Linked DNA regions of Homo sapiens: region 1 is linked to region 2. Evidence: chromatin loops called from intact Hi-C (ENCODE). Cell type or tissue: tibial artery. All regions are shown on one strand. Each heading gives the region's core, and the rest is flanking DNA. Links, peaks and the distances in the headings are about the cores only.

Evidence for each region. A loop is a pair of places that touch in the nucleus more often than their neighbours do. Peaks named below come from ENCODE experiments on the same cell type or tissue, not always from the same donor. Only the 100,000 strongest peaks of a DNase experiment are listed, where the experiment ranks them.
Region 1: it touches region 2 in a loop (3-fold over the local background); 9 of 110 quality-filtered maps call a loop at or near these places.

Annotation. Positions count from the first base shown.
Region 1 is chr1:162,773,378-162,784,607 of GRCh38, forward strand. It overlaps DDR2 (discoidin domain receptor tyrosine kinase 2), which reads left to right. Exons shown (of 18, transcript NM_006182.4): 14 at 92-219; 15 at 2,275-2,466; 16 at 2,759-2,993; 17 at 5,203-5,352; 18 at 6,735-11,230. The coding sequence ends at 6,869. It also overlaps the pseudogene RN7SL861P. Among named protein-coding and RNA genes, the nearest start is that of HSD17B7, 12 kb to the right of the region's middle. In tibial artery, for the core only: no CTCF peak of the experiment used is centred there; a DNase peak (open chromatin) is centred at 5,867.
Region 2 is chr1:162,608,514-162,619,743 of GRCh38, forward strand. No RefSeq gene overlaps it. Among named protein-coding and RNA genes, the nearest start is that of DDR2, 18 kb to the right of the region's middle. In tibial artery, for the core only: a CTCF peak has its summit at 5,338 (motif pointing right); a DNase peak (open chromatin) is centred at 4,281; H3K27ac peaks cover 2,072 bases.

The DNA.
Region 1 (11,230 bases), core at 2,140-10,139, 170 kb after region 2:
GAGTTAGTTTATCTCCAGGAAATGCCCAGCAAGAGTACTGAGACATCTTCAGGAGAAATGATGATGCTGAGACTAGATGACTTTTGTCTAGGTTCATCTCTGTGAAGTGGAGGGAATGGAAAAATTCAAAGACAAAGATTTTGCCCTAGATGTCAGTGCCAACCAGCCTGTCCTGGTGGCTGTGAAAATGCTCCGAGCAGATGCCAACAAGAATGCCAGGTCTGTGGTCTACATTTTGAATTTTCCTTTAGGTATTTCATCTTTAGGACCAGGAATACTCCTGGATACTTCTGAGCAATTTTTTCTTTTGAGATGGGAAGGTCAGTGAGCTGCCTCCCATTTCCACTGTTATCCTTTTTCTTATTCCGATGGGGTCGGCAGTCCTCATCTTTTTCTCCACCTCTCTCAAACACAAAGGTACATTTTCCATTGTACTTGCCACATATTTACTTCCTAACCCCCTGTGCACAAGCACTGTACTTGTTCCCAACATATACAACTGTCTAAATGTGTACTTCTTTGGTCTTTATACACAGACATACTCCTGCATGTCATTACCTCCTCTTGACAAAGTCTTCAGAATCACACATGACTTTCTTGCTAAGCCTCTTCCAGTCTCCTTTTTTCACATTTCTATTTATTTTCTCATCCCTTTTTTCTCTTTTATGCTCCTTTTCTTCTATTTGAGCAACCCTCAAAATGAGAAGCTACCTCTATTTGGAAAATTATCTATGAACCTCAAAGCAAAAGGATCCACAGTTCTCTAGCAGTTTTCCAAACTGGCTAATAATCTCTTGGATCTTTTTCTACATAAATTGCAGTTTCCAGCCACACTTCATTGTCTGACAGCCTTTCCATTACAATAATGGTGAGTTAATCCTCACCCAGAGAGACAAGCTGGTTGAAAGCTGGCTGTATGTGTCCCAGAGAAATCTCCACACCTGGATAACATATGCATTTTCCCATTTGTGTTGTCTTGATTTGTCTCACTGATATTCATAGTGAAAAAAAGTTTATTATTCTTATTTTCCAAATTATCATAAATTCCAAGAATGGTGATAGACTTCATTAAAAGTCTTGCAATGGACAAGATGTAAGATAAAGAAGAGAGAAAGGTGAGGAAATGAAACTGGAGGCTTTAGAAATTTAACTGATAATTTCAATCTTTAAGATACTGGTAAGAATAAAAAGTGACATTCTCTGGGTCTTATAGAGAGACGAAGTATTTCTTATATTAATCTTAGCACATGATTGGAGAAAGTGGCATGAGGGGAAACAAAACCAAACCAAACCACAGGACATAGGATATGACAAAGCCTTTCTCCGTTGTTCCGATCGGTGAAGTTTGCCATTCCTCCACCTGTGTCCTTAGCAATGATGGATGGCCATGACTGCAAACCCTCCCAAGCCATGGAAACCCCTGGTTTGAGACGGAAGGGGGAATGAAAGAGGGGAGGTGTTGCATCAGGACGGCATTGATTCCAGTGGTTTATATTGACGTAGTATGACTTCCAGTCCAGGATTCCTAGCAAACTCTTGGAGGGCTTATAACTCATCTGCTCCAACAGTTTTGGGAATGTGGGCTAGAGGCCTCACTAACAAAATCTTGCTACTTTATGACCCAAGGGTGTCTGTCACCATGTACTCAAACAATTATTAGTCTTGGTCAAATGAATACTTCTTTTGACATGATTACCACCACAGCCTTTAAAGAGCTCTGTTTTCGACAGGCTACTAAATACATGTTGCAACTGACTGATGGTTCGTACTGCATTAAGAAAAGTCAGTATGAGAAAATAAAGAGTAATCAGATAAGCCAAAGATGGTTGTTCACATCATACAAAGTTTCTTCACTAGTAATAGAGTGACTCCATGGCTTTAAAAAAAAAAAGGTAAATATCCTCGTGCACTTAAGATATGATTTTCAGTGAAACATTTTACTCTGTAGAGTGGTTTTTAGCAGCCTATTTTTGATTCAGCAAATATTAATCACTTTCTGTGTGGCAGGGATTTTGTTAGATGTGAGGGATAGAAATGTGAATAAGTCATGGATCTTGTTCTCAAAAACATTACAATTGAATAAGGGCCCATGATATTTCAGGAGGAATAGAATGAGACAGATCCAGGTGTCAATTTCTCTGTCCTCTCAAAAGTTATCCAAAGGGAAACAAGATTTGGCATAATGTCCAGGAATAGGCCTTGGTGTGCATTCTTCTCTCTCTTGATTCTGACTCTGGCAACTTCTGAGTTTATCTATGTCTGTATCCTCCCAAGGAATGATTTTCTTAAGGAGATAAAGATCATGTCTCGGCTCAAGGACCCAAACATCATCCATCTATTAGCTGTGTGTATCACTGATGACCCTCTCTGTATGATCACTGAATACATGGAGAATGGAGATCTCAATCAGTTTCTTTCCCGCCACGAGCCCCCTAATTCTTCCTCCAGCGATGTACGCACTGTCAGGTAAACAAGCCAGGTCTTCCTTCTCCTCCCTGTGGTCATGAGAGTAACCTGGGATCTGAAAATAGGGAGCAGTGAGCCTTAAAGTGTATCAATGTTCTGGGATGGTGGGGGAAGTCAGTGTGCAGGGAATAATGGAGCAGCTGCCCTTTGGGGAAACGCAAGGGATTCATCAAGAGTAGAGAAAGAATGTTGAGCTTTCAACCCTAGTTTGTTGATACCATTTTAGAATGTGTACCTTTCACATCTTCCTGTTTCCATAGGCTACCTTCTGTCTTCTTGTCTATTTCCTCAGTTACACCAATCTGAAGTTTATGGCTACCCAAATTGCCTCTGGCATGAAGTACCTTTCCTCTCTTAATTTTGTTCACCGAGATCTGGCCACACGAAACTGTTTAGTGGGTAAGAACTACACAATCAAGATAGCTGACTTTGGAATGAGCAGGAACCTGTACAGTGGTGACTATTACCGGATCCAGGGCCGGGCAGTGCTCCCTATCCGCTGGATGTCTTGGGAGAGTATCTTGCTGGTAAGTTCTCAGCATTTTAAAGCCCTGTCTAACAACTGGCTTGTGGGCTCACATGCATGACACGTGGAGACAAACCTGAGACAGCAGGAGGCAAACTCAATAGACTGTAGTATTTTCTCTGATTTGAAATTATTTTCTTTGTGTACTAATTCTTATTATTTAATGCTTGCCTATTTCTGCTAAAAAATTAACACACATAAAAATTTAGGGAGAGAAGTTAAAAAGTATAAGAGATTTATTATCTTTGTTTCTCTTTATCATTTCTACCTAGTGATTGTTCTTAATTTAAGATATTAAAAACCTTATCATTTAAAGAAATGTTACCTATACAAAATATTTTCTTCTCCATTAGTTTCATAAGCATGTTTCTCATAATTACATAGACTAATTCCTATAATTGTATTTCAATACTTTTCAACATGTTCTTTTTAAGTTCATCATTCTTTGCTTTATAATTTTTATTTGATTCTTGATATTCCATACCATAAGTGAGTAATTTTTCCCAAATATCTCTATTAGAGGTATATTTTCTGTCCATGCATACCTGAGACTTTTTATTGTTGATTTTATAACCACTCAGCTGATTTATAGACTCATTAGACTATACACTTTTACTTCCTACAATGCCATGTACATGTTATTTTATCTTTTTTCTTGTGTGACATTGCAGAGAAAAGTCTGAGACCAATTTGGTTTTGTTCATTTATGATTAATCTGCTTATTTCCTGCTAATATTCTTATAGGATTTGTAAATTAATTTTGAAATAAAAAATGTATAGTTATTCCCTTGCACTCACCAGGATAACCACTATCAATACTTTGGTATATTTTCTTAGAGGATTTTTTTCTATACATATATTTTTTCTATGCATGCAATTTTTTTTCTGTGCATGCATTTATATACATATGTACATATATGTAATTTATATTACATAATTGGGATGACACTATGCCATACAATTCTCTATCTCTATTTTTAACTTAACATTTTATTATCTGCATAATATTCCATGTGTAGATATATACTATAACTTAATAATGCCTCTATAATTTGATATTTAAGTACTTTCCAATTTCCTGCTATTATGAATGATGCTGTGATGTACACCAGTTTACATAAATCCTTATAAAGATCTTTTTCACCTATATATGTGAATTGCTATATTTTACCCATTTCTAATGGGATAGTTAGGCATTACTCTCCCTAAAGGTATTATATGGTGTTCAAAACAATATATTAGACTGACATTCAGAGGACCTTGGTTCAAATCCAGTTTTTCCACTACTAATGGTCTTATTAACCAGAAGAATTTGGGAAACCTCTCCTGTTTCATTTTTCTGATCTAAAAAATAAGGATAACTGGCATGGTGGTATGTACCTGTAGTCCCAGCTACTCAGGAGGCTGAGGCAGGAGGATGAAAATCTGGGCTGCGCTGCGCTATGACAATTGGGTGTCCTCACTAAGTCTGGCATTAATATGGTCACCCCTAGGAGCAGTGGACCACCAGGTTGCCTAAAGAGGGATGAGCCAGCCCAGGTCAGAAACAGAGGAGGTCAAAACTCCCGTGTTGATCAGTAATGAGATCAAACGTGTGACTGGCCATTGCACTCCAGGCTGGGCAACATAATGAGACCCCATTTCTCAAAGGAAAAAATATTTAATAATAAATAATATCATCCACTTCACAGTGTGGTTGTCTGTATTGAGTAGAAAATGTGAGTAGTCAATGCATGCTATTTACACCTGAATCTCATTGCTGTCACTTGTTAAAGTCTATCTTTCAACACTGTGATTATCACTGAACTGGTAAATGAGAGTCCTGGATTCACTGCAGGCACTTAAACTAGATTCCTCTATCTCTAACATAAAAACCATTGACTTCCCATTCAGATTTTGCCTTTCTCAGGAGCATTTTCCCAAGGCTACCCTAGAGTTGAAAGGTTGACCTAACACTCAGTTGCAGAGTCAAATAGCTTATGGCTGCGTTTTTTTCAGCTCTTGGATCTCATCCCCAGAGAAACAGAACCAAGCTGAGATCATGAGAATGAAAGAATGGGCTGTTTCTAAATACTCCATGCACATCTTGGCATTTTCAGAATTCCTTGCCTGTGGTGGGGGAAGGGGTATAGCTGCAGATTATGAAATTTAACAGGGTGTTGTTGTGCACAGGTTATTCTGATTTCCCATTCTTTTCTTTACTTAAATAGGGCAAGTTCACTACAGCAAGTGATGTGTGGGCCTTTGGGGTTACTTTGTGGGAGACTTTCACCTTTTGTCAAGAACAGCCCTATTCCCAGCTGTCAGATGAACAGGTTATTGAGAATACTGGAGAGTTCTTCCGAGACCAAGGGAGGCAGGTAAGAACTGTTGGGGATGAATGGATGTGGACCTGTGTACCTTGAAGGATGGAGAATGGCAAGTCCTGCCTTAGCAGGAGTGGGCCGAGATGGAAGACAGACTATCCAGGTGTTAGTCTTTGTCACTAACTATCCAGATGATGTGAAAGACCAGTATCCTCCCCAGGCATCCATACACTTTGCTTTATCTATGTGTCAACTCATTGACTCTTGGAGAGCATAAAGGGTCATGTCAGGTTTCTCCCCAGCTCAAAGGTAGCAGGAAACAAAGTCCTATCTCTCATGATTTATCTATTTCTTGATCTAGACCATGTGGTTTTTCTTCTGGGTCAAAAAATAAAAGTGTAAAAGGGATGTATTAGCATTCATTAAAAATATAGCTTAGTATAAGAAATGGGGTTGGTTTTGACTATCTAGCAATGTTTCTAGACTTGGATGTCTGAAAATGGGCAGATATATCCTAAACTTGTTGCTCTTGGAAGGCATCTCTGGGCCCAGTATTGTGACATCTCAGGACTCAGGGAAAGATGAGTTCCCAAGCTCCCCAGGAGTCTCAATTCCTAGCCAAGATACTCCAAGCTTTTTTTTGGGTGGCTTAGATTTAAAATTCCTGTGAGATCTGGAATTTAAAGCTTGCCAGTAACTACAGCACCGCACTTCCCCAAAGGGGCCTGGCAACAGCATACCCTTGGATTATGGTATCTTTACCAGGAAAAGGATAATAGCTGGGGGAAGGATCTTGCAGACAATAAAAAGTGGATCTTCTGTGGCTTGAACAGATCCAAGCAAGCCAAAGATAGATAAGGTATTGACAAGAGATAATACATTATGCATATTAAAAATAAGAGAGGGGTCTGAGAATTTAATTGTATCTTGATACTCTGTAAATATTTTGGCAGCAGGGAGTCTAAATTAGCTATCTTGGTTATGAGGCAATTTGCCTTCTTACTATAGTCAAAGGAAAATTTACTCCTGAGTACATGAGATAAGTGAGTGGGCCAAAGAAAAATGTTGTTTTCTGCCTCTGCCATGATCGGCTCAGCCAAGATGAACTTCAATATGGGTTGCCCATAAATGGAAGATTTGGTCTCTTTTTGGTTGTTTCATCTTTTGCATGAAGGTAGGGACCACATAATGGCCCATCAAAAAATTCTGCTGCAGACAACTGCAGAAGACAAATGGAACAGCTTAGAAAAGGGCTGATATGATTCAGAACTTTCACGAGTAGGAAAAATGGACACTACACCCATTTCAGTTATCAAGTTCAAGAAAGTGGGCAGGGGGCAAATCAAACCATGATGCAAAGATACTTCCCTTTCCCCCGTCTTTGTAATATTCTCTCTCTCTCTCTCTTTTGTTTTCCTTTATTTTTGTTCCCAAAGACTTACCTCCCTCAACCAGCCATTTGTCCTGACTCTGTGTATAAGCTGATGCTCAGCTGCTGGAGAAGAGATACGAAGAACCGTCCCTCATTCCAAGAAATCCACCTTCTGCTCCTTCAACAAGGCGACGAGTGATGCTGTCAGTGCCTGGCCATGTTCCTACGGCTCAGGTCCTCCCTACAAGACCTACCACTCACCCATGCCTATGCCACTCCATCTGGACATTTAATGAAACTGAGAGACAGAGGCTTGTTTGCTTTGCCCTCTTTTCCTGGTCACCCCCACTCCCTACCCCTGACTCATATACACTTTTTTTTTTTTTTACATTAAAGAACTAAAAAAGGAAAAAAAAAAGCCTAGGGCAGATACAATCTAGTAAAAGAAAATCTTTGATATACCAAAGTGTTGGATAACAAAGGCTAGAAAATTCAGATAATTTATAAAGGTTAACTATACTTGTGCTTATAAATGTGCAGATTCTACAATATTTTTCCATGTCATTCTAAAAGAATCTTCAGAAAGAAAAACTTGAAGAATACTAATGTCTTGGGAAACATGAGATTAAGTTTAGGGAAAACACTTGATAGATGTGGAGAATCTGAGGACTCAGAATTCAGCAACTAATCACAGGTGGTTTTCTAATTTGGCCTCTGGACATGTCTCACTGTTTGTATTTCTCTCTCCTGTCAAAGTGAATGATATATTCTTGAAAACCCCCAATTTCTTGAAATGGGTGTTCTGTTCATTCATGGGCAGGGGTCAGGATTGAAGTTCATATATGAAACAACTGGGGATGTAGATAGGAAAGAATGTCTGCTGCAAGAGTGTATGAAGGGGGATTGTCATTTACAAAAAAAAAGTACCTCATGGATGGAAGGATTCATGAATAGATAATGGACATAGGAAAGGAGGTCAATGGAGGACACATAACAGACATGCTATCCACCATTTATTTGTGATTTTGTAAGAGGGTTCTCTTCTTTGTCTTGTTCAGATATTTTCATGTGTGTGTTTTAGTGAGAATCTGAGTTTTTAATCAGTAAAGTCTGATGTTTTGATATCTTGATGTTTTGATGGTAGACTCTTGAGTTCATCTTGTCCAAATCTTCTAGCATTTTCAAGGATGAAGCCTCTGTGGGATCTTTGGGCTTGGGGCTGAATTTCTCAGGCATAAATACCTAATGGCCTTGTCTAAGAGGGAATAGATCTGTTCTGAGTGTCCCCAAAAAAGTTGTCCTAGGAACTGATGTGGAGAAGTTACAGGGAGACTGATTTCCATTCCTTATTGGGGAAAACGAAGCACTCAGAACATACAAGGATAAATGGGCTGCCACCAGAGGTGAGGAGTCTCTTGTCACTGGAGAGGTTAAGATAGAGGCTCAAGAACAATGCAAGGAAAATGGAGGTTTTCAAACACAAAGTGGATGGTGGTATGAGACAATGTTTAATGTCCTTCTAACTCCGAGAGTCCTTGATTCTGGAGAGGCACAGGATGAACATCTGTTGCTACTGCTGAGTATACACACTCTTGCCTCTGAGATGGCGTGACCAGCAGAAAAGAAAGCTCAGGGCTGTGGCTTCAGAATTCATGGAAACAGAGCCACTGTCAAGAAGGAATCTGCTCAGAGCAGATTCTGAGTTTTCACACTCCACAAATCCTCAGATTTAGTGGGAAGCTGGAAAAAGGAACTCTTAATTCCAATTGAGGAGAAACAAGAAAACATTACAAATCAGTTTCCCAAGCTGAGAAGGATTAGCCTTGACCCCTTGGGTCTGCCTCTGTTGCCCTCACCAGTTTACCTTCTACAACAGTTTCTCAGGAACATGTGTATTTCCCCATTCAGCTTTCAGCATTGCTCCACGCCACAGCATAAGCATAGATCCCAAGTCCACAGGCTCCATTTTGCAGGTCATCTTCTGATCCTAGCAAATGTCCTTTCCCCATAGTTGTCCTATGCCTTTGGGCTTTAGTCTATCCCAGGACTAACTGTGGAGAAATCATTGGTTTGAGAGTCAAGAGAGCATTGGTTTGGGAGCTTTAATCCTCTTTCTGCTTCACACTAAGTGTGTCATCTTGGCTAAATCACTTGGTCTTTCTGCATTTTGTTTTCTTATTTATAGGATGAGGAAATTAGATTAAATGGTTTTGAGGTCCTTTCTTGTTCTGATATGTCCAGTACTCACTGGAAAATTGGATCTATAACTGATGGGTTTAGTAATCTGGTCATTTCTTGCTCTGAAAATTGTAGTCAGCAAAAGAGATCATGGAAGAAATCACTGTAATGGTAGTAATAGTAACACATGCCATTTGTATTGTGCCTTAGGTTTACCAGGTGTTTCCAAATACATTAGCATATTTGATATGTGCAGGACTAGATACCTTGGGACCTGCCACACTCCACTTTCAAGATATGTATTAGCTTCATTAGAATTAAAGGGACTTGAACTCAGGACCTGCAGCCTATTCTTCTTTATCCACATGTCTCTGGTAGGGCTACATCCAGATCACACCATGACTTCTTATAGAGCAAGAGAAAATAATATTATTATATCTTCCTTTGCCTAAAATCTCTCCACTTATTCTTTTTTATGATTCTGCACCAGTTCACTGGGTTATTCTATGATTCCATATTTTTTTTAAAAAAAATCATATTTAAAATGAACTTACAATGTCTGAATTTTCCTGGCCTTGAGTCACAGAAGTAATATGTTTCAGATGGCTGCCCAATATGTATTATCATGTAATACATATCTGTGTCCTTTTCTGGGATGAGGAAGGCTTCAACTTCTGGCACTGAGAACTTTGTATTACAGACACAGGTTTAGTTTCTAGCTTAGTCATGCCTTTAGAGTTTAGTAGCACAAATCCATGCAACCCAACAGAATACATGGTGAGGGCCTAGTATGTAGAATTTGAAAGTAGTTCAAATTTGAATTAGAAGAATGAAGCTAGGACTTATTTGGAAAAGGAGATAGAAAAAAAATGATCAGAAACTGTGGGGCCTTATTACCTTTGCAGTAAGTTATCTTCTTCATGATATATGTGAATTATTTTATGTGCAGATTGTGTTTTGGGATTGTCAGATCTAAACTTATATTCTTGCTGGCTAATGTGCTGATAGCCAGGTCTGAAACTTGATGTGCTATCCAGACACATATGATCAGAAAAGATCTAGAGTGCAAAGAGGTGCCTGAGGAGCAAAATGTGGTTTTAATGTTGTGGAAAGATCACTTGCAAGTATATAAGACTGTATAAAGAAGAGGACTGTGTGCAAGTGGGGTGAAAAAAAAGGATACGTGAATGTGCATATGACTGAATAGGGAGGAAGGTCAGGGCTAGAAAGGAGGCTACATAAAAAGGGGCAATGGAGAATGCACAGGAAAGACACAGGGGAAGGTCAAGTCGAGCAAGGTAGAAACAGGAGTAGCTAGAGCCATTGGGAATCCATTTTGAAACAAGAAGGAGTTTTGAAAGGGAATAGGAAAGTAAGTGTCTTGAAGTAAAAGATAAATATGGATGGAGAAAGAAGAAATTCTGGATGATAGAGATGATAAAAATATTTATTAAGAAATGAAGTCAGGTTCAGTGTATGAAATGGAAAGGAATTTTTCAGAATTTTAAGAAAGGGGAAGTTCCTCTTGGAAAAGATATAGCAACCATCGGGGAATGACCTTTTCATTTCAGAAGTGGATGAGGAAGGTGGTGTGAGCATCAGGTATATTCTGGACCATTTCAAGTGCTGGTGAGAAGAAAGGAACTCTTTGCCTGAACTGGGCTTGGTTTTCCAAGTGCTGCTTTGGAAATGAAGACCCAGAGATGCAGAGCTTATGGTAGTTCATAAATCTTCATGTTCTATTATCTTTCATCTGCCAATAAAGTTCATTTTCAATAATGTCCACCATTGCTGTGCCCAGAATAACCACAGGCAAACATCAAAACAATACGCATAAGTTAGACAAGATTAAATCTTGTCTGATATCTGCACAAACAGATATGCACCATGTTGGAAACATGTGTTTTCCTAGTCCCATCCAGGCTTCCCACAAGAAAGCCATGATGTGGGTCTAAACCATATGTTTTGAGTAAAGGAGAATAGAAGAAGGGGAGTGTCCGCAAAATGGAAAGAGATGAAGATGTTCCAAGGAAGTATGCTGAAACAGAACAGTGAATGTTTTGCCCAAAACTACAAAAATAAAAGAAAAAAAGAAAATTGCAATACATGGCTACTAAGTCTTTGATCATAAGTCGAATTTATAGACCTGGAATTTGCCATCCTAGTCTTTCCTTTTTAGTAAGACTTCTGTCCTCTGGCAGTGCATATGGTAGGTCTCTAATGTTTCTTCATCTCCAGGAAGATGCAGATCCTTATTTTTGCTGGGAAATCCTTCTAAATAGAAATGTAACATTTTTATAAAAACAGATTAATGTGTTTTTCACTTAGTAAATGTTTTCAAGAGCTGAATTGAGAAGGAAAGAGACTGGAGTGGTTAATGGT
Region 2 (11,230 bases), core at 1,241-9,240:
CTCACACTAGTAATTCCAGCACTTTGGGAGGCCAAGGGGGGCAGATCACTTGAGGTCAGAAGTTTGAGACCAGCCTAGCCAACATGGTAAAACCCTGTCTCTACTAAAAATATAACAATTAGCCAGGCGTGGTGGTGTAGGCCTGTAGTCCCAGCTACTTGGGAGGCTGAAACAGGGAATCACTTGAACCCAGGAGGCAGAGGTTGCAGTGAGCCGAAATTGCACCACTGCATTCCAGCCTGGGCAACAGAGCAAGACTCTGTCTAATCAAAACAAAACAGAAACAAACCCAAAAAACTTCATAGATAGTGTGCATACTTCATGTTAATCTCATTAGAGGCACATAAATTCAGTTCTTGTTCAGCCTAACAAGATAAAGAGTATCTCTGTGTTCTTATAAAGATATTTTAAAATCAGTCCTCTGAAAATAGATTAATAAAATATTAAAATCACCTAGGGTCACTATGGAATAAAGAAATCCTAATTTAAAGAGGAAATAGTGGCCCTTGATCCAACTATTTAATATGGCCTTAGTAGAATTAGCTGTATTTAGGGCAAGTCAGACTTTATTGTGAAATGTAATAGGTGTCTGCATTCTCTTCATTTTAATCAAAGAAACTTAAATGGCTTCTTTTCTTCCACATGTCCTATCCTTGACAAGATGGGCAATATCACTAAGGGGCCTGGTTTTCTATTATCTGATGCTAGGAAGTATAAACTTGTACTTACTGTTCTTGTTTCTCTTTTATCTGTGTATCTTTGCCATTCTGTTTTCTCAATGAATAGTATGTTCTCTCCCATTCAGGTACCTTAATGGTGTCTATTTTATTTTATTGCTGCATAACACCACATATTTATTTTTTAGTTTCTAAAGATTAGTAATCCAGGAGTGGCTTAGCTGGATAGTTCTGTCTCTGGTTCTCTCATGAGGTTGGAGTCAAGCCATCAGCCAAGGCAGAAGTCATCCAGACTGCACTGGGGCTGAAGACCGTGATGCCAAGCTCACTCACGTGGCCTTTGGTAAAAGGCCTCAGTCCTGTGCCATATGGACCTCTCCATAGGACCTCATGACAAGGAAGCTGGCTTTCCTCAGCACAAGTGACCCAAGCAAGAGAGACAGCAGCAAGATAGAAGCCAGTGTCTTTTATAATTAACCTCAGAAGTGACATAGCATCATGTCTATAATACCATATTGGTCAACTATTGTACAATAAGTGACTACTCAAGGGTATAAATACTGGAAGGCAGAGATTATGGGGACCCATCTTAAAGGCTGGCTTCCACAAACTTAGGTGTAAAATTCTTAACACAATTTTAGCAAATAGAATTCAACAATATATTAGATGGATAATATAACAAAGTGGGGTGTAGCCCAGGAATGCATGGTTGGCTTAACATTTGAAAATTAATAAGGAGAATTCAATATATTAACAGACAAAAAGACAAATTATAGATTTAGGAAATACATTTCTCAAAATCCAACATCCTTTCCTTATAAAATTTTAGTCTCATGACACTAGGGATAGAAGGAATAGATGTGATAAACAAAGGTCATGTTTGCAAACCTACATTTTACTATCACACTTAATGGTAAAAGACTTGTGTATTTCCCCCCCAAAATCAGGAACAAGGCAGTATGTTCTTTTTTGCTACCTCTATTCAATGTTGTATAGAAGTTATACCCAGTAAAATAAGGCAAGAAAAACATATAGGTATCTACATTGGAAAGGAATAAATAAATCTGTCTATTTGAAGATGACATGATTATCTACCTTGAAAATCCTGTGGGATCTGCATGCAAGTTATCAGAGCTAATAAGTTTAACAAGGTTGTGGGATACAAGATCAACATACAAAAATCATTTGTATTTCTATATTCTAGCAACAAATAATTAGACATTAAAATTTAGAAAATCAACATCATTTATAGTAATGTTAAAACATGAAATGCTTATGGGTAAATCTGACTAATATGTGAAGGACCTGTACATTGAAAAGTACAAAATGTTGTTGAGTAAAATTACAGAAGTAGATGAGAAGATTTGGTGTTAAGATGTCAGTTCTCCCCAAAATGATCTATAGATGACAAGGTAGACAAATATATCAATGAGACAGAATAGATAATCGATAAATAGACTAATCTAGAAATAGACAATACATATATTGTCAATTTGAGTCCGGGCGTGGTGGCTCACGCCTATAATCTCAAGATTTTGGGAAGCTGAGGTAGGAGGATCACTTGAAGCCGGGAATTCAAGATCAGCCTGGTCAACATAGTGAGACCCCCCATCTCAGAAAAGAAAAAGAAAGGAAAGAAAGGAAGAAGGAAGGAAGGAAAAGAGGGAGGAAGGGAGGGAAAGGAAGGAAAGGAAGAAATAAGTATATTGTCAATTCATTTTCAACTAAGGTGCAGAGACATTTCAATGGAGAAAAATAGTATTTTCAACAAACGGTGCTGAAACAATTAGATATCCATCTTCAAGAAAGTAAACTTATACATACCTTGCACCAAATATAAAAAGTAATTTGAAATAAAGCATAGACCTAAATGTAAAACCTAAAACTATATAAAACTTCTAGAAGAGGCTGGGCGTGGTGGCTCATGCCTGTAATCCCAGCACTTTGGGAGGCCGAGGGGGGTGGATCACGAGGTCAGGAGATCAAGACCATGCTGGCTAACATGGTTAAACCCTGTCTCTACTAAAAAAATACAAAAATTAGCCTGACGTGGTGGCATGTGCCTGTAGTCCCAGCTACTCGGGAGGCTGAGGCAGGAGAATTGCTTGGACCTGGGAGGCAGAGGTTGCAGTGAGCTGAGATCGTGCCACTGCACTCCAGCCTGGGCTACAGAATGAGACTCTGTCTCAAATAAATAAATTAAAAAAAAAAAAAAATAGAAGATTTGTATAGGTACTTCAATAAAGAAGGTAAGCTGATAGCAAATGAGCACACAAAAAGATGCTAAACGTCATTAGGGAAATGGAAATGCAAACCATGATGATGAGGTACCCTGACACATCTATTAAAATGTGTAGAATTAAAAGGACTGATCATACAAGGCGTTGACCAGGATACAGAACTCTCACAGATTGTTGGTGCCAAGATAAAATGGCATAGCCATGTTGAAAAGAAGTTTGGCAGTCCCTTAAAAGTTAAATATAAATTTGGCAGCCAGGTGCGGTGGTTCACGCCTGTAATCCCAGCACTTTGGGAGGCCGAGGCTGGTGGATTACCTGAGGTCAGGAGTTCGAGACCAGTCTGGCCAACATGGCGAAACCCCATCTTTACTAAAAATACAAAAAAATTAGCCAGGCATGGTGGTGCATGCCTGTAATTCCAGCTACTCGAGAGGCTGAGGCAGGAGAATCACTTGAACCTGGGAAGTGGAGGTTGCAGTGAGCAGAGATTGCGGCACTGCACTCCAGCCTGGGTAAGAGTGAGACTCCATCTTGAAAAAAAAATTTGCATCTTGCCTAGCAATAATATTGGAAGAAAAGCCAGGCACAAAAGAGTATCCATTTCATTATTCCATATATATGATCAAGAATTGGCAAAACTAATCTATGATGGAAAAGGCTAGAAGAGTCAAGTTCTATGGAAGGGGTATCTATTGAGGGAGAACCACAAGGGAGCCTCCTGAGTGCTGGATATATCTGTATTTTTATCAGCTGTGGCAACAGATACATTTCTAAAAATTAGGCTGAACACTTAAAATTTGTTTTTAATGTTATGCCTCAATTAAAAAGAAAAAAGTATATGCATTTTGAAGTTTGAAAATATATTTTAAAATAATTAATTGATTAAAGAGAGAGTTTAAATAACTTATTCAAGACTTCATAACTAGCGGATGGTGAGTGAGGATTAAAATCCAGGTCTGTCTGGCTCTGAGATCCCTGCTTTGAATTATTAGGCTGGTGCAAAAGTAATTGTGGTTTTTGCCATTGAAAGTAATGGCAAAATACTACCATTGTTGCAATTAATACTATGCTATGCTGCTACCCACCACACCTTCTAATCCCAACAACATTCTGAAAAATGCTATACATACCAACCATGGCTTTTGAAAGAGTAAAGGTATAAAATAGTTGGGTTTATAATTTTTAAGCTATCAGAATTGAGGAGCAATGGAAAATAACTATGAATGAAGAGAGAGCAAATATTTTTAGTGAATTTCACAATTAGCAGTTTGGGAAAAGGGCCCATTGGTATGAGACGGCTCAGCCTGTGGTATCCGAGGAGGAAGGGTCAAAAGCACAAAGAGAGAGAGTGCCAGATGGTGATCAGGGCCAGATGGCTGTCGCCAGGGTCATGCTCAAGCTAGTGCGAATTAAGAAGAATCACAATAAGCTTATGCAACACCAGCCCAAAGCCAATTATTGTTCTTGGACTTAGGGTATATTTCCTCTTTATTTATAGGAAAGTGTATGTTTGTATGTGTGTGTTTGTATATGGGGGGGTTGTGTTTGCAGGGGATGGCAAAGAGCAGTTCTGGGAATAATGAATCAACATTTGAAAGTAGAGTTGGGCTATACTTAGGTGAGTGTAATTGTTTCAGTGGAAAAGTTTTTCTCACATTCTTTCCCTTCCCTTTATTATATTCTCGTAACATACTGAAGGGCAGTGCATTTGGCAGGCTGAATTTGGCACTGCTCAGACAGCCTCAGTAGAGCAAAGGGCCTGAGGACACTAAATTCTATCCGGTCCCATTTACAGAGCTGTTGGGCAATGAAATGGTGCTCTTGATAACTTGCTTCCAGGGGGTGAGAAGCAGAAAACCACAACCTACGGTTCCTGTCTTGGGTTGCAGGTGGAAGTTGAGAGCCCTACCCCTGCATAACAAAGTTGTAAGACTAACTGCTTTGCTTATTGGCGTATTCTTAATCAGAGACAAGAATATCCAAATAGTGATCAAATTAAAGGCCCATAGTACTCTTTGGTTAACGTTTATTAGTAGCAAGCTATTTTTGTCTCACTCTTCTATCCTCGTAACCAAATTTGGTTGGGCTTCCAAAAATGATACTCCAGGGTCTTGTTTCTGGAGCTGTCTGGAATCCTCTGGAATGTGGCAGCAGCCCTCAGCCCCACTGCCTGTCCTACCCTAATCTGCCCTGCTGTCAGGGGGGCTTGCATAAGCATAAGTTGAGGGTAATGATGAGCTAATATCTGAAGCCATGGAGCAGAATGTATTTGCTTAAGCCGGGTTTTATAGCTTGATTTTTCACTTATTTTCTGAGTGTATTATAGGCTAGTTTCTGTGAGTCGGCTGCCTTCCTGGGGGCCTTGTCCCGGCTGGGCATGTTTAACTGTTTTTTGTAGCCTTTCCCGCAAGGCTATTTCTGTGCAGTAGAGGGCAGTATTTTCAAATGCTCAGGTATTAGCGCCTCAGCCTTAGGAGAATGTTTAGCCCAGGTCCAAGTTACACAGGGTTGAGTAAAAGCCCACCTGCTTGACCGTCTGAGAAATGCTGACATCATCCATACCTCGATCCTCTGTGTCCTACCAGCAGATGAAGGGCACCCAGGTTCATTAATAGAAACTTGGAAATGCAGAGAAATAGCATATTTAAAATGACCTCTTTTCGAATGCAGCTGCTATTGTTTCTGTGTATTTTTCTCTTAGGTATTTCTTTTCTATGTACCTTAAAGAGTGCATAAATAGCCGGGCGCGGTGGCTCACGCCTGTAATCCCAGCACTTTGGGAGGCAGAGGGGGGCAGATCACCTGAGGTCGGCAGTTCAAGACCAGCCTGACCAACATGGAGAAACCCCGTCTCTACTAAAAATACAAAATTAGCCGGGGTGGTGGCACATGCCTGTAATCCCAGCTACTCGGGAGGCTGAGGCAGGAGAATCACTTGAACCCGGGAGGCGGAGGTTGCGGTGAGCTGAGATCGCGCCATTGCACTCCAGCCTGGGCAACAAAAGCGAAACTCTGTCTCAAAAAAAAAAAAAAAAAGTGTTTAAATAGTTAACAGTATAGCAAAAACATTTCCTCATATTGTGTAATTAATATTTATAAGTCTACTTTTTATTTGCTGAATCATGTTTATTCAGGTGGATTTGTTAACCTTTTACTTAGTGTTGAACATTAATTTTTTTCTTCCAGCTTTTTGATAATATAAATAATGCTGTGACAAATATTTTTTAATAAGAGGCTTTCCATATTTATAAGTATTTCCTGAGTATGGATTCCCAGACATAGAATTATTTGGTCAAAGAATATAAATATTCTTAAAGCTCTGATTACTGTTTTTTTTTGCATTGCTAGGGAATTTTACTAATTTATACTTTTGCCAGTTGTCTTAGTTTTTTTTTATTGCTGCCATAACAAATTACCACAAACTTAGTGGTTTAAACTACACAAACTTAATTATCTTATATTTTTGCAGGTCAGAAGTCTGGTACAGGTCCCATCAGGCTAAAATCAGGTTGTTGTCAGGGCTGAGTTTCTTCCCATAGGCTCTAGGGAAGGAAGAATCCGTTTTTTTTTTTTTTCGCTGATTCAGGTGGCAGCATGGAGTTCCATGGGGTTGTGGGACTGAGGCTCCTGTTTCCTTGTTGGCTGTTAGTTGGGGCTGTCCGTAGCTCCCCCACGCCGCTCTCTGGTCCTTGCAGATGGCGCCTACATCTCAGAACCAGTAATAGGGTATTGAATCCTTCTCATGCTGCCATTTTCAGACTCATTCTGTTGCTTTTGGTTGTTGTATCTCTCTGACCCAGCGGGAAAGGTTCTACGTTTTTAAGGGCTCATGGGATTAGACAGGACCACTCAGATAACCAACGATAATCTTCCTATTTTAGGGGCCTTACGCTTAATCCCATCAGCAGAGTCCCTATTGCCATGCAAGGTAACATATTCTCAGGTTCTGGGGATTAGGACATGGATAACTCTGGGGGCCATTATTCTTCCTACCCCACCAACAATACACAATTTTTTATTTCACCAAATCTTAACTTCACCAGATATTATAAACACTTGTGTAATAATTTGATAGACAAAAAGATTTAAATAAGAATTTAAACATGTATTTTTGTTTAGTTGTGAAGATGAACATTTTTTGTGCTTTACACAGTTACTTTTGTTTATGTCTTTCTTGTTGACAGAAGAAACATATCTTTTCTGTCATTTCCCTGCCAGTTCTACTTATTGCTTGGACTTTAATACATTTTTTCTTCTTGAAATCACATTTGCCTCTTTTTTGTTTATTCTTCATTTGCTTCAATCATCCTCAAACAATGTCCCACAAAGGGAGAATGAAAACCAAATTTCCTGAGTTCTTGGAAACTTTATTCTCATATTTGATAGATATTTTGACAGGGTAGATACTTTTAAGTTTAGGAGAATTTTTCTTTAGGAGTTTAATGGTCTTGCTTCATTGGCTCCAAGCATCCATTATTGTTCATGAAAAGCCTGATGCTAGTCTGATTCCTATTTGTAGGTAAACTATTTTTTCCTTCTCTGGAAGGCTTAAGAATCTTTTCTGTATCTTGGGAGACATGAAATTTCACAATGATATTCCTAACAGAGAGTGTGTACTCTGATAGCCCCCCTTCTTTTTCTGATAGATTCTTCTGATATTAACTAATTAATGTAAATGTTTTTATTATGGAAAATTTAAAGCACATGCAAAAGAAGATAAAATAGTGTAATAAACCTACATACATTATGTATCACTCACCCAACCTCGATAATGATCAATTTATTGCCAGTCTTGTTTCATCTCAACCATTTGCTGCCCTTACTAACCCAGTACCTTTTTTTTTTTTTTTTTTTTTTTTTGAGATGGAGTCTCGCTCTGTCACCCAGGCTAGAGTGCAATGGTATGATCTTGGCTCACTGCAACCTCCGCCTCCCAGGTTCAAGCGATTCTCCTGCCTCAGCCTCCTGAGTAGCTGGGATTAGCAATTAATTATTTCAGTTTTAAGAACTCTGGTAATATCTTAATTTCTTCTTCATTATGAAGGATAGTTTTGCTGACATGGAATTCTCAATTGACATTCTTTTTCTTTCAGCACCTTGAATATGTTATACCACTGCCTTCTGACCTCCATGGTATCTGATGAGGAGTCAGTATTTAGTGTTATTGAGGATATCCTTTATCATTTTATCATGCATGGTTTTTTTTTTTTTTTTTTTTTTTTAGGAGTTTCGCTCTTGTTGCCCAAACTGGAGTGGAATGGGGCAATCTTGGCTCTCTACAACCTCCACCTCCCTGGTTCAAGCAATTCTCCTGCCTCAGCCTTCTGAGCAGCTGGGATCATTGTTCTCATGATGCTTTCAAAATTATCTTTTAGTTTTGGGCATTTAATAATTTGACTATAATGGCTCTAGGTTTAGATCTTTTAAATTTATTCTACTTGGAGTTCATTGAGCTTCTTGGATGTGAAGAATAATATTTTTAATTAAATATCAAATTTTCTTGGGCATTATTTTCTTATGCATTCTTCCTGCCCTATTTTCTCTCTTCTTCCAGGACTCCCATTATACATATGTTGGTATGCTTGATGGTATCCCACAGACCACCATTTATAATAGCTTATTTAAGGTCTTGACTAGTAAGTTCGATATCTGGGTTTTCTCAAGGACAGTTTTTTTAACCAGTTTGTTTCTCTTGTGGGAGCCATACTTTCCTTCTTGTAAGCATGTTTCTTTTCTTTTGTTTTTTTTAAACTGGACAATTTGAATGATACATTGTGGCAATCCTGAAAATCAGGTTTTCCCTCTCCTCAGAGCTTGTTGTTGTTGCTGTTTGTATATTTAGTGACTTTTCTTGATTAATTTTGCAGTCTGAACTCTTTGCATGTGCAGCCACTGAAATTTCTGCTATGGTAACTTAGTGGTCAGCTAATGACTGGACAGATTTTCTTAAATATTTTGAACCAAAAATTCTCCACTCTTTGCTGAGGGGTTCTCTGTGTGTTTTGGGGTGCACCTCCAATGCATTGGCCAGAAATTTACAACTGTTTTTTAGTCTTCACTTTCTGCTTGCACAGAGCCTAAAGGTCAGAGGTGAGAGCATAGGTCCTTTTCAGGTCTTTTCTGGACAGACTCATGGACTTGTACATGTTTATGGCCTTCTAGATTACCAAGAATATGTAGGACCTTTTCAAAGTCCTCTATGGCTGTATAAATATCCAGCTTTTTCTTTTAAGTTTTTTGGCCAACTTCTTGCTTGCCCCAACTGGTATTGCTGCCCTAGGCCACTGCAGTTTTAAACCATTGCCACTGATTGTTTTTGACAAACATCTTGGGGATAAGACTTTTTACTAAGTGAGATCTGAATCAGGTTAAATAGAGACAAGCCCTGAGGGGAGACAGGTAAAATAGTAATAATTTTCTGGGGATAGTATTTTAGGGGAGCTCCGAACCTTCTTCCACCTCTCATGGCTGTTAAGTGACTGTTTTTTTTTTTTTTCCCAAGCTATCATGTTTTTGAGGCTGCTGTAGAGCTGGGCAGAAGGGGATGAGAATAGACCAAGTTAAAACTTCATAAAGCTCATTGTTTTTACCTAGTTTCAGCTGTTTTTCTTTAATAAATTCTCCTCAGTTTGTTGCAAGCCTTTAGTTAACATTCAGAGTTCTAAATAAGTTTATTTTGATAATTTCTTCAGTGTTTTTTTTTTGTTTTGTTTTGTGGAGGAATAGATTTTCAGAGGTGCTTACTCCAGCATCCTGGAGGCGCTTCTCCTTTTGGTGACATTTAAATGCAATCTCATGTGGAAGGAGGTAAAAATGCATGTAAATATGATATCTTGAAATGACTAATTTTTAAAAACTGTATTTTCATATTTCTTTTATTCCTGTGAGATACTAGCTACAACACATCTCACACAGGCAAATTATTTTATAGTTATGGTTCAAGGTTTGCAAACATGGAGTGTTAGCTTAAAAAAGAACGCATCTCATGATGTATTTTGAAAAAAAACAAAAGTTAGTGGATGGTCATACACCCATATGCCCTTTTATCAAAGGATGCCATTTAGAAGACACAAATATTTTTCTCTCTTGACAATTTTTTTTTGATCACACACAGGAATTATCATTATAGGGTTTTATTTTTATTGGTGGACAAAACCAAGCATCAAATTTTATGGTTCAGATTAAATAATTATAACCAATGGTTATCTGAGAACCGTGATTCTTTTAACCTTTGTTTATCCTACTTGATTTAGGTGAATGAACCAAAAAGGATTTAATAAGTGATGAAGTTGGACCCAGCACTTTACTGTACCCTTGTAGGAATACAAGAGATGAGGCCCAGAGGCCCCAGTCTTTGCTGTCTTTTAAAAATCTCCTAACATATTCTGTCTTTTCTTATTCCCCATGATCTTCAGAATATTCTCTACAGAAAAAAGCAGTTTAACTTATGAAGAAAAACTCTACCTAGTATTTACAAATCAGCCCTTGACTGAAAGCATAATAAAAATATCAATTTTCAGTTGGCAGACCAAATAAAAGTTCTATTTTTGACATTTTTCCTTATGTTTTTCAAATGTGCAACTAAAATTGTTATGATAGTTTCACATTTCCATAATCCATTTCTTTCTTTTTTTATATTGGATCTGTTTAGGTCCCCAAACCCAGAATACCAATTTTATTTTCATCTGATTCCTCTTTTTTTCAAGAAAACTGCAAATTAAGTCCTTTTATTTTATTCCAAAAACCAGCTTCCTTTCTTTCCTCCATCCCTGGTTTCTCAAATAATTGCTCCTTTGTGAAGAACCGAACAATAGCAAACCACTGGTAATCTGTTACTGGTTTAAGTCCTATATTTAACCAGCAAATTGTTTAATCAGAAACATAATCTGACCTATTGGGTAACCAAGTTTTGTTTAATATATCTGAGAATAATGCGTTCTTGTTTAGCTTTCCATACACAATGGAGGACTTTTAGTATAAAATCGGATGCACCAAAATTATATCATTTGATAACATATGAAAGTGGAAAATTAGAAGTTTAACCAAAATTTGACTTTTATTTTTATCATTCCACAGAGAAATGGTTCCCTTTTCTACTTCTCCCAATTTTTTTTGAAGCTCAGAATTCTTCATTATTGCCAAATGTACATTTTGGATATGCTCATGATTATATAATATTGTGTTTCAGAATTGAATACTTTGTGGGTTCTTTCTAGAGACACTGTCTTTTAAACTAATTCCAAAGTAGAAATAAAAATGCTGAAAATTTGGGATTTTGAGATAGGAGCCCAGTTCAATGCAGTTGCTCCTGGG